Regions from separate parts of the Homo sapiens genome. Here region 1 is linked to region 2. Evidence: read pairs that join two places in POLR2A ChIA-PET (ENCODE). Cell type or tissue: HepG2. All regions are shown on one strand. Links, peaks and the distances in the headings refer to the core of each region. The heading gives the core; the rest is flanking DNA.

Region 1 (4,000 bases), core at 1-4,000, 690 kb after region 2:
GAGTGAAACTCTGTCTCAAAAAAAAAAAAAAAAAAAAAGTGTTGACTTAATACATCGGTCTGACCTAATCCTGTTTTGGTCCTTCTGGTACATTAGGATTACTTTCTGAGATTATTTAAATTAGATAAGTTAAGAAACTTCGATGTTCTTATATTCCAGGTTCCGAGCCTCACTCTATCCCTGTCCTGAGACACCACAGGAGAGGAAGGAAATGGCTTCTGGAGTGAATACCAGGATTGATGATCTCCAAATGGTATGCAGAAGGCTGGAGGGAATTTGTTTTTGTGAAATACTGGAATACGAGACCATTATCCTTCCTTGAAATGCTGATATTCTATAAGGTACCTGTAGCAAACCAGGATACCAAAAAAAGAAATGTACATGGGTAATATGTCCTTCTGGGAGCTGAGAAAGTATCAGGGAATGATGGTTAAAAATAGCATTAGCCATCCTCAAACGAGACAGGAATGTAAAGCATCTAGAATCGTTGTTGCCTAGCATATTCAATTCCTCTCCACCTCATGGGTCTGAGATTTTTTTTTTTTTTGAGACAGAGTCTCACTCTGTCACCCAGGCTGGAATGCCATGGCGCTGTCTCAGCTCACTGCAACCTCCGCCTCCTAGGCGCAAGTGATGCTCCTGCCTCAGCCTCCTGAGTAGCTGGGATTACAGGCATGTGCCACCATGCCCGACTAATTTTTGTATTTTTATTTATTTTTTTGAGATGGAGTCTTGCTCTTTTGCCCAGGGTGGAGTGCAGTGGTGTGATCTTGGCTCACTGCAACCTCTGCCTCACAGGTTCAAGCGATTCTCCTGCCTCATCCTCCCAAGTAGCTGGGATGACAAGCATGTGCCACTAAACCTGGCTAATTTTTGTATTTTTAGTAGAGACAGGGTTTCACCATGTTGGCCAGGCTGGTCTCAAACGCCTGACCTCAAGTGATCCTCCCACCTTGGCCTCCCAAAGTGCTGGGATTACAAGTGTGAATCACTGTGCCTGGCCTAATTTTTGTATTTTTAGTAGAGATGGGGTTTTACCATATTGGCCAGGCTGGTCTTGAACTCCTGACCTCAAGTGATCCACCTGCCTCAGCCTCCCAAGGTGCTGGGATTATAGGCGTGAGCCACTGCGCCCAGCCAAGTCTGAGATAGTTTTTTTTGTTTTTTGTTTTTTGTTTTGTTTGTTCGTTTGTTTGTTTTTGAGACGGAGTCTCTGTCACCCAGGCTGGAGTGCAGTGGCGCGATCTCGGCTCACTGCAAGCTCCACCTCCCGGGTTCACGCCATTCTCCTGCCTCAGCCTCTCGAGTAGCTGGGACTACAGGGGCCCGCCACACGCCCGGCTAATTTTTTGTATTTTTTAGTAGAGACAGGGTTTCACCGTGTTAGCCAGGATGATCTCGATCTCCTGACCGTGTGATCTGCCTGCCTCGGTCTCCCAAAGTACTGGGATTATAGGTGTGAGCCACCGCGCCCGGCTGATAGTTTTTATGATAATAATTTTTTAAAAGTATGCTTAGTTAAGACAAATATATATCAAACAATCTAAAAATACATGAGTAGTCAGTTCTGCCTTCTCCCACACACCCTCCTGAGGCAGCTGGTCCCAATAGCTCGGCATGCATCCTTGCGGTCACCTTTGATCTTAACCACACAGACTAGCCAAAAAGCTCTGGTGTGACTTTTGTACCCAAGAAGAGACTGTGTTGGAGTTTTGCCAAATTGCAGTAAGTGTGGTTTATGCACACCACGGTTATCACAGGGCTCTGAGGGAGGAGTTGTGAACTGTGTGTACATGGAAGGAAAGGCTGGTGAGTGGGGCTTTGTTCCCTTTGAAAGAATGAAAGTGATGATTGCCCCCTTAGAATATTAATAAACATACTTAATCCCAAAGGCAGTTCCTTTTGGCAGTGGCAGAATTGTCAGGAATTGTCAGGGGTATGTTGTAACTTCCATTTCTTTTTTCTTTTCTTTTCTTTTTTTTTTTTTTTGAGACAGAGTCTTGCTCTGTCTCTCAGGCTAGAGTGCAGTGGCGCGATCTCGGCTCACTGCAACCTCTGCCTCACAGATTCAAGCAATTCTCCTGCCTCAGCCTCCTGAGTAGCTGTGATTACAGATGCCTGCCACCATACCTGGCTAATTTTTGTATTTTTAGTAGAGATGGGGTTTTGCCATGTTGGCCAGGCTGGTCTTGAACTCCTGACCTCAGATGATCTGCCTGCCTCGGCCTCCCAAAGTCCTGGGATTACAGGTATGAGCCACCGTGCCCAGCCTGTAACTTCCATTTTAACTCTCAGTGACCTCCATCATATATGACCCACCAACCTGACCTATTGCTGGCTCCTTTGAGATACACTTAACCTGTTTAAGCAGAGAGAGAGAGTTTTAGAACTGCTGGTGAGTGATAGGCTATATTAGTATATTCTGGGTTCTAAGGCTGTCTTAATCTCCTTCCAGACCTATGGGTAGATTTAAAGAGCATATGTGGTAGTCATTATAACTGACCAGAATTTGATTTTTTAAAAATCTAGCTGTAGGAACTGAAAGTTTAAAAAGGGATTGAATACCAAGGAATGGGATGAGGAAAGAGAACGGCAAATAGAACATTGCTTGCTAGTTTCTTTAGCATCCTTCTAGAAGAAGGGTTTTTTGTGTTTTGTTTGTTTGTTTTGTTTTGTTTTGTTTTGTTTTGTTTTAAAGACAGATCTCACTCTGTCACCCAGGCTGGAATGCAGTGGCACAATCTTGGCTCACTGCAGCCTTGACCGACTAGGCTCAAACAATCTGTCTCAGCCTCCCAAGTAGCTGGGACTACAGGTGCCTGCTGCCATGCCCAGCTAATTATTTTTTGGTATGTTTTTGTAGAGATAGGGTCTCACTATGTTGCCCAAACTGGTCTGGAACTCTTGACCTCAAACAATCCTCCTGCCTTGGCCTCCCAAAGTGCTGGGATTACAGGAGTGAGTAATAGTAATTGTGAAATAGTCCACAACCAGAAGGAAAGAAAGTAGCTATCTTCAAGTGATGTGTTTCCTAGCATGACATGGCTTTGCTTTTAAAAACAAAGCAAAACAAAACAAAGGAAGTCACCTTCCTCTGCCCAAGACAATTTTTCAGGGAGTAGTTACTGCTTTGTTCTGAACTAACTTGAAGAATTGTCTATGATGGAGACTTGTGCTTTGGGTTGCTTGCCTAATTTCTTCCAGTTGGAAGCAACAGGCTTAGCCACACCTGCTATTAAAAACTTAAATATGGGCTGGACATGTTGGCTCATGCCTGTAATCCCAACACTTTGGGAGGCCGAGGTGGGTGGATCACGATGTCAGGAGTTCGAGACCAGCCTGACCAACATGGTGAAACCCCGTCTCTACTAAAAATATAAAAATTAGCCGTGCATGGTGGCGCGCGCCTGTAATCCCAGCTACTCAGGAGGCTGAGGCGGGAGAATCGTTTGAACCCGGGAGGTGGAGGTTGTGGTGAGCTGAGACCACGCCACTGCACTCCAGCCTGGGCCACAGAGCGAGACTCCATCTCAAAAAAAAAAAATTAAATATTTGGTATTAAGCCAGTGGAATGTAAAATGTTCCTGTACCTTCCTCCCACCTTAGTCTTGGCACTGTAATTCCTCTGAGGGAAATCTGTACTGATTTCAAAAGGATCAACACTGAACCATTTTTTCCTCTGATGAGAAGCCTGACATAAAGGTAACACCTTAGCTGCCCTCATGATGGCAGTGGTATGTGGCAGTCCAAGCCCCCTGTAAAGATCACAGGTGCTCCTGATCCCATGGCGTCTCCTGGCCCATGTTCCCAGTGTAGGCTGGTGGTGGTATTCAGCACTGCCTCTTTCCACCCTCTCCTGATGCTGGCCCATGTGCAAAGGATTCTGTGTGGATTTGTTAATTTGTCAGCTCCTGGGCTTGTGATGCCTACTGAGTTACATTCCCCACATAGAAAGTCGTTGCTCTTTAATAAGCCAAGTTAAAGGCAGTGACCTACATTT
Region 2 (8,486 bases), core at 3,333-7,332:
CGGGGCAGGCCAGGCGCAGTGGCTCACTCCTGTAATCTCAGCATTTTGGGAGGCAAAGGCGGGTGGATCACCTGAGGTCGGGAGTTCAACACCAGCCTGGCCAATATGGTGAAGCCCCATCTCTACAAAAAATACAAAAAGTTAGCCGAGCGTGGTGGCGGGCAACTATAATCCCAGCTGCCTGGGAGACTGAGGCAGGAGAATTGCTTGAACCTGGGAGGCGGAGGTTGCAGTGAGCCGAGACCATGTCACTGCACTCCAGCCTGGGCATGACAGAGCGAGACTCCATCTCAAACAAAAAAAAAAAAAAGAAAAGAAAAAAATAAACCGGGCAGCACACCCCTCTGCGATAGGAGAGCCTGGGGTAGAGATCAGAGAGAACTTCTCGGCCAGGCGTGGTGGCTCATGCCTGTAATCCCAGCAATTTGGGAGGCCAAGGTGGGCAGATCACTTGAGGTCAGGAGTTCGAGACCAGCCTGGCCGACATGGTGAAACCCCATCTCTACTGAAAATACAGAAATTAGCCAGGCATGGCAGCGGGCACCTGTAATGCCAGCTACTCGGGAGGCTGAGGCAGGAGAATGGCGTGAACCCGGGAGGCAGAGGTTGCAGTGAGCTGAGATCATGCCATTGCACTCCAGCCTGGGTGACAGAGTGAGACTCTGTCTCAAAAAAATAAAAAGGACTTCTCACAGGCAGCTTAAGAAGACAAGGGCACTTCCTTTCTGTGGTTGATGACATGAATGCTGCTCGTGGCTGTATGGTGTGCCAAGGGCCCTACAAACATTCCTTCATTCAACACTTGAGTATTCATTGTCAACTGTATGTTAGGCACTGGTGAACACAGAAAATAAAACCTGGTGACACAGGAAATAAAAATGATCCCAACCTTCAAAGAGCTCATAGAAGGATAAGCAGAAGCAGCGTGTGTGGGTGGGTTTTGGAGGAGTGGTGGTTTAGAAAAGGGTCCCCCATCAACAAAGCTCTACAGCCCCAAAGCTAGCACACAGGATGGGCTGGATGAAGGTACCTTAGCAGCAACCTTGACCACTTTCCCCACCAGAGAAAAGAATGGTAGCTGAACATTCTCCCTTCTGAAGTTGCGCCATCCAAAAGCAGGGCCAGGGAGATACGGACATCCCTGAACTAGTGGCCATCCCATAACCAGGGCCACCGCCCTTTGCCTGTTTCCTCAACTCTCCATCCTCCAGCTTACCTCCCTATCTTTATCCCTGCCTTACCCCTGCCCCATCCACCTGCTTGTCACCCTGTCACATAGAGCTGTAGCCAGGCCACAGCTGGGGAAGGAATGGGCTCACAATCCTGGACTGCTGCAGCTGCCAGGGTTTCATTTCTTCCCCCTTCTGCCCACCTCCCACCTCCACACATGCACACACACATACGTCCCAGCTCCAAGCCTGGCCTGACTCCTTCCTATTTCTCCTGACCTCAGCAAAGAGGCAGGGTAGGGCTGGTTGACTGCAGAGAGGGGTGGAGGAGCCCATGTGGGTGGAGGAGCAGAAATAAGGTTTCAGAATAAACCGTGTGTGTGTGTGTGTGTGTGTGTGTGTGTGTGTGTCTCCCCAGAATGCCCCCTGCGTGTCTTAGCATGGAACATGTTGCATAACACCAGCCCCAGAGCTAAACACACAGGCTGGGACTGGTGGAAGCACCACCACAGCAGCGGCAAAGACTGGGATTAGAGCTGAGTCTCTCCTCCCAGATCAAGGGATTCTCTTTAAGCACCTACTATGTGCCTGGCAGGCACTGAGATTCATCTGTATCTGAGAATACAGAATAGAATCAGAAATGATGTTTCCTAGACTCAGCTGTCTGCACAGGCAATTTGGTCTCTTGTGAAAGGAGGTATGTAGGGATAGGATGGGGGTTTCTGTGACCACAGTCTCCCCTGTAGCTTGAACTTGAAGAAAAGGCCGCAAGGTCATCTTATCCAGTCCCCTGCCTGCAAACCTTTAAAGGCAAGAATTCTCTGACAAATGTCCAGGAAAGAAGATCCTGCAGCCTCCCTTATGGTGAATGCCCCTGTCTCCTTGTTCTAATGTCCAGCCTCAATTCCTATTCCTGCAGTTTCAATTCCTTCCTCTTGCCCAGGGCTCAGTGGAAGCAGAGTCCATGGGCTGCCAAAAACACATATGGGTAACTCAACCTTGCAGCTTGCTAGTGCTTCAGAGTAGAGAATATAAGGGTACCACATGGCCCATCTCAAGCTGCTGCAGAGACAGAAGTAACTGGCGCAGAGAGGTTCAGTGAGGGACTGGTGGGAGGGAGGCTCTTTTCTAGGGGAGGGTGCACACCATCAGCCAGTGTCCAGGACCACCAGGCCACCGTCCTCTCCTTATCTCACAACCCCCCTCATCTTCCACGAGGCCTCTGGGCCATACAAGGAGATGGAAGAGTTTCTGTTCTCCATTCAAACACAGTCCTTAGGGCCGGGCACAGTGGCTCATGCCTGTAATCCCAGCACTTTGGGAGGCCGAGGCGGGTGGATCATCCAAGGTCGGAAGTTCGAGACCAGCCTGACCAACACAGAGAAACCCCATCTCTACTAAAAATACAAAAAATTAGCTGGGCGTGGTGGCACACACCTGTAATCCCAGCTACTCAGGAGGCTGAGGCAGGAGAATCGCTTGAACCCGGGAGGCAGAGGTTGCAGTGAGCAGAAATCGTGCCATTGCACTCCAGCCTGGGCAACAAGTGCGAAACTCCAGCTCAAAAGTAAAAAAAAAGAAAAAAAACCCACAGTCCTTATTCTATGGGGGCCTTTTCCCCAGAGACAGGTAGAAATTTAGACGTACACAAGCCACACACACACACACACACACAACCTTCTATGCTCACACCTCAGGGATATACACTTGCGGGTGCAGATTCAGATACACAAACACCAGCTTTCTCTAATACACGCGCGCGCACACACACACACACACACACACACACACACACACACCCTTCTTCCTGCCTCTTCAGCCTCAGGTAGCCTAAGACATAACCACTTCTATAAAGGGGAGCCCAGGGTGACCAGCTGGGTTGCCAAACTTCAGGCTGATGATGGTACATTTTCATCACCCAGTAGCCTCTTCCCCGCGCTTTGCAGCAGCAGAAAAGGAAATCACACAACGGGAGGTTCTTCCCGGATGGCAGACTTGAAAGAAAGGCAATGCAGAAAGCTAGAGGCACCTTGGGTATGAGCCATCTCTCAGCCCAGGGACAAAGCCAGCCTTTTTTTTTTTTTTTTTTTTTTCTCAGAGACAGGGTCTCACTCTGCTGCCAGAACTGGAGTGCAGTGGCGAAATCACAGCTCACTGCAGCCTCAACCTCCTGGGCTCAAGGGATCCCCTAGCCTCAGCCTCCTGAGTAGCTGACCACAGCCGCTACCACACCCAGCTAATTTTTTTTCTTTTTTTTGGTAGAGATGAGGTCTCACCATGTTGCCCAGGTTGGTCTGGAGCTCCTGGCTTCAAGTGATCCTCCCACCTCAGCCTCCCAAAGTGTGGGGATTACAGGTGTGAGCCACCACACCTGGCCAGAGCCATCTTTACACCCAGTTTCTCTCCAGGTCCTGGCCTGTTTTTTGTTTTTTGTTTTTTGTTTTTGGAGTCTCACTCTGTCACCCAGGCTGGAGTGCAGTGGTGCGATCTCAGCTCACTGCAACCTCCGCCTCCCGGGTTCAAGTGATTCTTCTGCCTCAGCCTCCTGAGTAGCCGGGACTACAGGCACGTGCCACCATGCCTGGCTAATTTTTTGTTTTTTTTTTTCTCAGTAGAGACGGGGTTTCACAGTGTTAGCCAGGATGGTCTCGATCTCCTGACCTCGTCATCCGCCTGTCTCGGCCTCCCAAAGTGCTGGAATTACAGGCCTGAACCACCATGCCTGGCCGATCCTGGCCTTTAAAAGGCCTCCACTCTGGCCCTCCTGGGGTTGCCCCCTCCACACAGGGGCAAAGGGACAGAGGAGCCTACATGGACTTCACATTCCTTCTAGACCACACTCCAGGGACCAGCACCAGAAACTCTGGAATTCCTGCCCAACACTGACCCTACTTTCCAGGCCTGCAGGTCGCTGACTCTGGTCCTTCTCCCCAGGAGCAGCGGCACCAGTGCTACTGTGCATGGACACACTTGGGCCAAACTAGGGACATGACAAAGGGCAGTTATTGCTGGGGTGGGGAGATAGAGGCAGCATGGATGCGCGCTAGGAAATCTCCATGCAAGGGCTGGAGGACCTTGTGGCGCAGGCAGAGCCAGAGGTGCTAAGGAAAGGGAAATAGTCCAGGCCCTGGCTGGGGGCCAGGGAGGAGCCGTTCTCCATGGGGCTGCCATGCCCTGACACAGTGAGAACTTGGGACTCCATCATGGACTTTCAGGTCATCGCGGGGGTGCAACTGTCAAGGTATATCTGACCTAGCAGTTCAGGAGCATGCTCCATTTTTTGTTTTTTTGGGTTTTTGTTGAGACAGAGTCTTGCTCTGTTGCCCAGGCTGGAGTGCAGTGGTGCAATCTTGGCTCACTGCAACCTCCGCCTCCCAGGTTCAAGTGATTATCATGCCTCAGCCTCCCAAGTAGCTGGAATTACAGGCACGTGCCACCATGCCCGGCCAATTTTTGTATTTTTAGTAGAGATGGGGTTTCACCATGTTGGCCAGGCTGGTCTTGAACTCCTGACCCCAAGTGATCCACCCGCCTCGGCCTCCCAAAGTGCTGGGATTACAGGTGTGAGTCACCACAACTGGCCTGGGAGTGTGCTCTGTAACTTACCTAGATCTATGGCATGTAGGCCTCATTTGTGCTCTTGGCCCTGCCCACTGGCTTTGGGGGTGGGGGCTTACTCAGAAGGCCCCCTTCAGGGCTCGGGGAGGACACAGCTGCAGAAGAGCCTGCAGGCTCCCAAACTCTGCTGGCTGGAGTGGGCCCAAGCATGGCCAGAAGCTGGGAAGGGAGCAGGAGGCTGCAGGGCTCTGGAGGGAGGCTGTGGGGAGATGGACTCCTGCCTTTTTTCCTGCCTTGTGTCCAGGGGAGGGGCCTTGAGGCCAGAGGCTGCCCACAGCCTGGTCCTGTGGGCGTGTGTCTTTTAATTACAGATGTAGCTCCAGCGACACTTCACTGCAAGGCGTGTGGGTGGGGATGGAATGTCAGAAGGAAAACAGGAGACAAGAAAACAGAGATAGGACGGGCCAGAAATAGTACAGGCCAGGGTGAGATAGCAGCGGCCAGTGGTGGTGGAGGGAGAGGCTGGAGGAGGGTCTGTCGAAACCTCTCCAGAGAATGCCTGTCCCAGGCTGCCCCTCCTTATTCACCCCAAGCCCCGCAAGTTGAAACTCCAGGACCGGTGGCATCTAGATCGGGCTCCAGAGCTGGTTCACCAACTCCCTAAGCAACACCCTCCTCCTGAGTGGGGAGGGGTAGCCGAGCCTTTGCGACCTGAGTCACCCGCTTCCTGCTCCTGGTCTGGGCGACTCCATGCACAGGCTGACACAGCTGGGGCCCCACCTGCCCTGCCAGCCTGTCCCGCTCCTCCCTCTTTCCACAAGCCAGGAGAGATGCCTGCCCTGACAAGGCATGCTTCCCACGGAGAGGCCATCCCTCTCACGCGCACACACGGCTGGAGGCAGCCATTTCTCCCTGACCTGTGGAGAGCCTTGGGAAGAGGAAGAAGGCATAGTCTAAGCGGAGCCCCCTTTTCCCTGCATCTATGAAGAAACTGCGGCTGGAGCCAGGAGAGGGACTTCCCCAAGATCACACAAGAAAATTCCTGGCAGGGCTGGGACTTGAACCTTGGTCTTCTGCCAGCCAGTTCACCTCCCCCACCAATGTAGGTCTCTTTCCACCCCAAGGAAGGCAAAGACGGGCTGCAGTCAGGGAGGAGACGAGAACCAATTTTGCCAGCTTGATTTTGTCAGCTCAGAGGTGTGACCCCAGGAAAACCTTGGAGTTAGACAGCCAGGGCTGGGGGAGGGGGTGGCTCTGGGTGGTCCCAGACTCAGGCCTTACTTCCCCTAAGCCGACCAGCGGATGGCACCACCTAGAGCCTCTAGCCATCAATTATGCAAACAGACCCTTCCCCACCCCCGCCTCTCGCCCTCCGGCCCTCTCTGCTTCCCAGGTCTTTAAGCGCTGGACTCCACCTGGCTGAGAACTGGGACAGGACTCAGCGGCCCCTGGCCTTGTACTTTCATCCCATCTTTCCCAGTCCCATCCCACGGCCCCCAGGGAATTTGAGAGTTGAGATCCTTGAATATTTCATCAGCACTTCAGCCTCCAGTGGAAGCAGCAGCCAACTTACATCTCCTGGAGCATTTATGGCCCCAACAGAGAACCTGGAAGTAGCCAGGGGGAGGGGTGGGTGCATGGGGGAGGGTGAAGCTTGGGCCAGGCTGCCAATAAGGGTTGATGGAGAAGAAGGCTGCCGGGTCCAAAGTGTGTGTGAGCTGGGGGAAAGGGGCTCCAAAGCCGGGAACATTTCCGTGTTTGAGGATACAGATGTATTTTAAAATAAATAAACAAAATGGAGTTATCAAAACAATTATACGCAAGGTTAAAGTCATATGACAGGGTTTTCTGACTTCAGTCCTGCCCCTGTCTCGTGACTGGGTTTATAACCTCATCCGGAGATAAGGTAAAAAATTTTAATGGGAGCTTTTTTTTTTTTAGGGCTGTGAGGCCCTCAAATGACCCCCTACTGCCTGGGGCCAGGGAGGAAAGGCCAAATTCTCCAGCTACATTGGCTGAAACTTGCCCCTTCCCAGCCTCCTCCTCCAGGAAGGTCAGGAGGATTTAGCCCAGTAGTCAAGGAAAAATAAAGTAATTTGGCTTAGCTACCCCTTATTTTACCCCAGAAACACAATATCACACTTTTCTTCTGAAAAGAAAGGTGAAAAGGGTGACCTCAAATGGAAAATGTCAAGTTCTCTTGGCCTCTTCTTTGCACATGACCTCACTTAGTAAGTTCTTCTGGAGAGCGAAAGGATCAAGGCTGAGCGAGGTGGCTCACGCCTGTAATCCCAGCACTTTGTGAGGCCGAGGTGGGCAGATCACCTGAGGTAGAGAGCTCGAGACTAGCCTGACCAACATGGAGAAACCTTGTCTCTACTAAAAATACAAAATTAGCTGGGCTTGGTGGCGGGCACCTGTAATCCCAGCTACTCAGGAGGCTGAGGCAGGAGAATCGCTTGAACCCGAGAGGTGGAGGTTGTGGTGAGCCGAGATCGCGCCATTGCACTCCAGCCTGGGCAACAAGAGCGAAACTCTGTCTCCAAAAAAAAAAAAAAAAGAAAAGAAAAGAAAAAAGAAAGGATCAAGTGCAGATGCTCCTCAACTTCAGAGGGGGGTTATGTCCTCATAGACATTGTAAGTTGAAATGCAATATAGGGAGCCCCCATCTGTACAAAACGTTAAAAAATGAGCTGAGCATGGTGGCACATGCCTGTAGTCTCACCTGCTCAGAAGGTTCACTTGAGCCTGGAAGGTGGGGGTTGCAGTAATCCGAGATCATGCCACTGCACTCTAGCCTGGGCAACAGTTCGAAACCCTATCTCCAAAAAAAAAAAAAGAAGATTGTGAGAGGAGACAAGGGGAAAAAATTAAAATTAAAAATTAAAAAAAAAGAAGAAAATGTACTTAATACACCTAACCTACATCATGGCTTAGTTTAGCCTACCTCAGATGGGCTCAGAACACTTCAGCCTACAGTGGGGCAAAATCGCCTAACATGAAGCCTATTTTATGAGAACTTGTTGAATATTTTGGCCAGGCACGGTGGCTCATGCCTGTAATCCCAGCACTTTGGGAGCCCAAGGCAGGCGGATCAGTTGAGGTCAGGAATTCAAGACCAGCCTGGGCAACATGGTGAAACCCCGTCTCTACTAAAAATACAAAAAATTAGCCTGGCATGGTGGTGCGCGCCTGTAATCCCAGCTACTCAGGAGGCTGAGGCTGGAGAATTGCTTGAACCCGGGAGGCGGAGGTTGCAGTGAGCGGAGATTGCGCCACTGCACTCCAGCCTGGGCAACAACAGTGAGACTCTGTCTCAAAAAATAAAAAGAAGAACTTGGTGACTATCTCATGTAATATACTGAATACTATACTGAAAGTGAAAAAATAGCATGGTTGTTTGGGTGCTTGAAGTACAGTTGCTACTGAATGCTTATCACTTTTATACCATCCTAAAGTCAAAAAATCCTAAGTTGAATCATTGTAAGCTGGGGACTGTCTGTACAGTATATGCATGTGGAGGGAAGGGTAAACAACCTTATCCTCCAAGTTATCTGTTTCCCCACCTGAGTCACAGGCATGAGGTATTCCCATCCCAAGGGCTGTTTGCGGGACAGAAGAGATGCTATCCAGGAACGTTGGCGCCAGCTGGGACCCAGGCAGGCAGTGATTATGCAGTGGTGTGTCCATAGGTCAGACCTGGGGTTTGGGATGGGGCCGGTACCAGGGGGCTGTCCCCAGCCCTCAGCACACTCCCAT

What was found. ChIA-PET counts read pairs that join two places held together with the same protein. Peaks named below come from ENCODE experiments on the same cell type or tissue, not always from the same donor. Only the 100,000 strongest peaks of a DNase experiment are listed, where the experiment ranks them.
Region 1: POLR2A ChIA-PET joins it to region 2 with 5 read pairs; 1 of 35 experiments calls an interaction of 5 or more read pairs at or near these places.

The regions. Positions count from the first base shown.
Region 1 is chr17:42,482,879-42,486,878 of GRCh38, forward strand. ATP6V0A1 (ATPase H+ transporting V0 subunit a1) reads left to right here. Exons shown (of 22, transcript NM_001130021.3): 9 at 160-253. Among named protein-coding and RNA genes, the nearest start is that of MIR548AT, 9.9 kb to the right of the region's middle. RefSeq lists a silencer at 1,763-1,822. In HepG2, for the core only: a CTCF peak has its summit at 1,612; a DNase peak (open chromatin) is centred at 1,693.
Region 2 is chr17:41,787,878-41,796,363 of GRCh38, forward strand. No RefSeq gene overlaps it. Among named protein-coding and RNA genes, the nearest start is that of JUP, 5.4 kb to the left of the region's middle. RefSeq lists enhancers at 3,656-4,319, 4,984-5,647 and a cis regulatory region at 4,799-5,652. In HepG2, for the core only: a CTCF peak has its summit at 6,039 (motif pointing right); DNase peaks (open chromatin) are centred at 5,354, 5,808 and 6,164; H3K4me3 peaks cover 1,721 bases.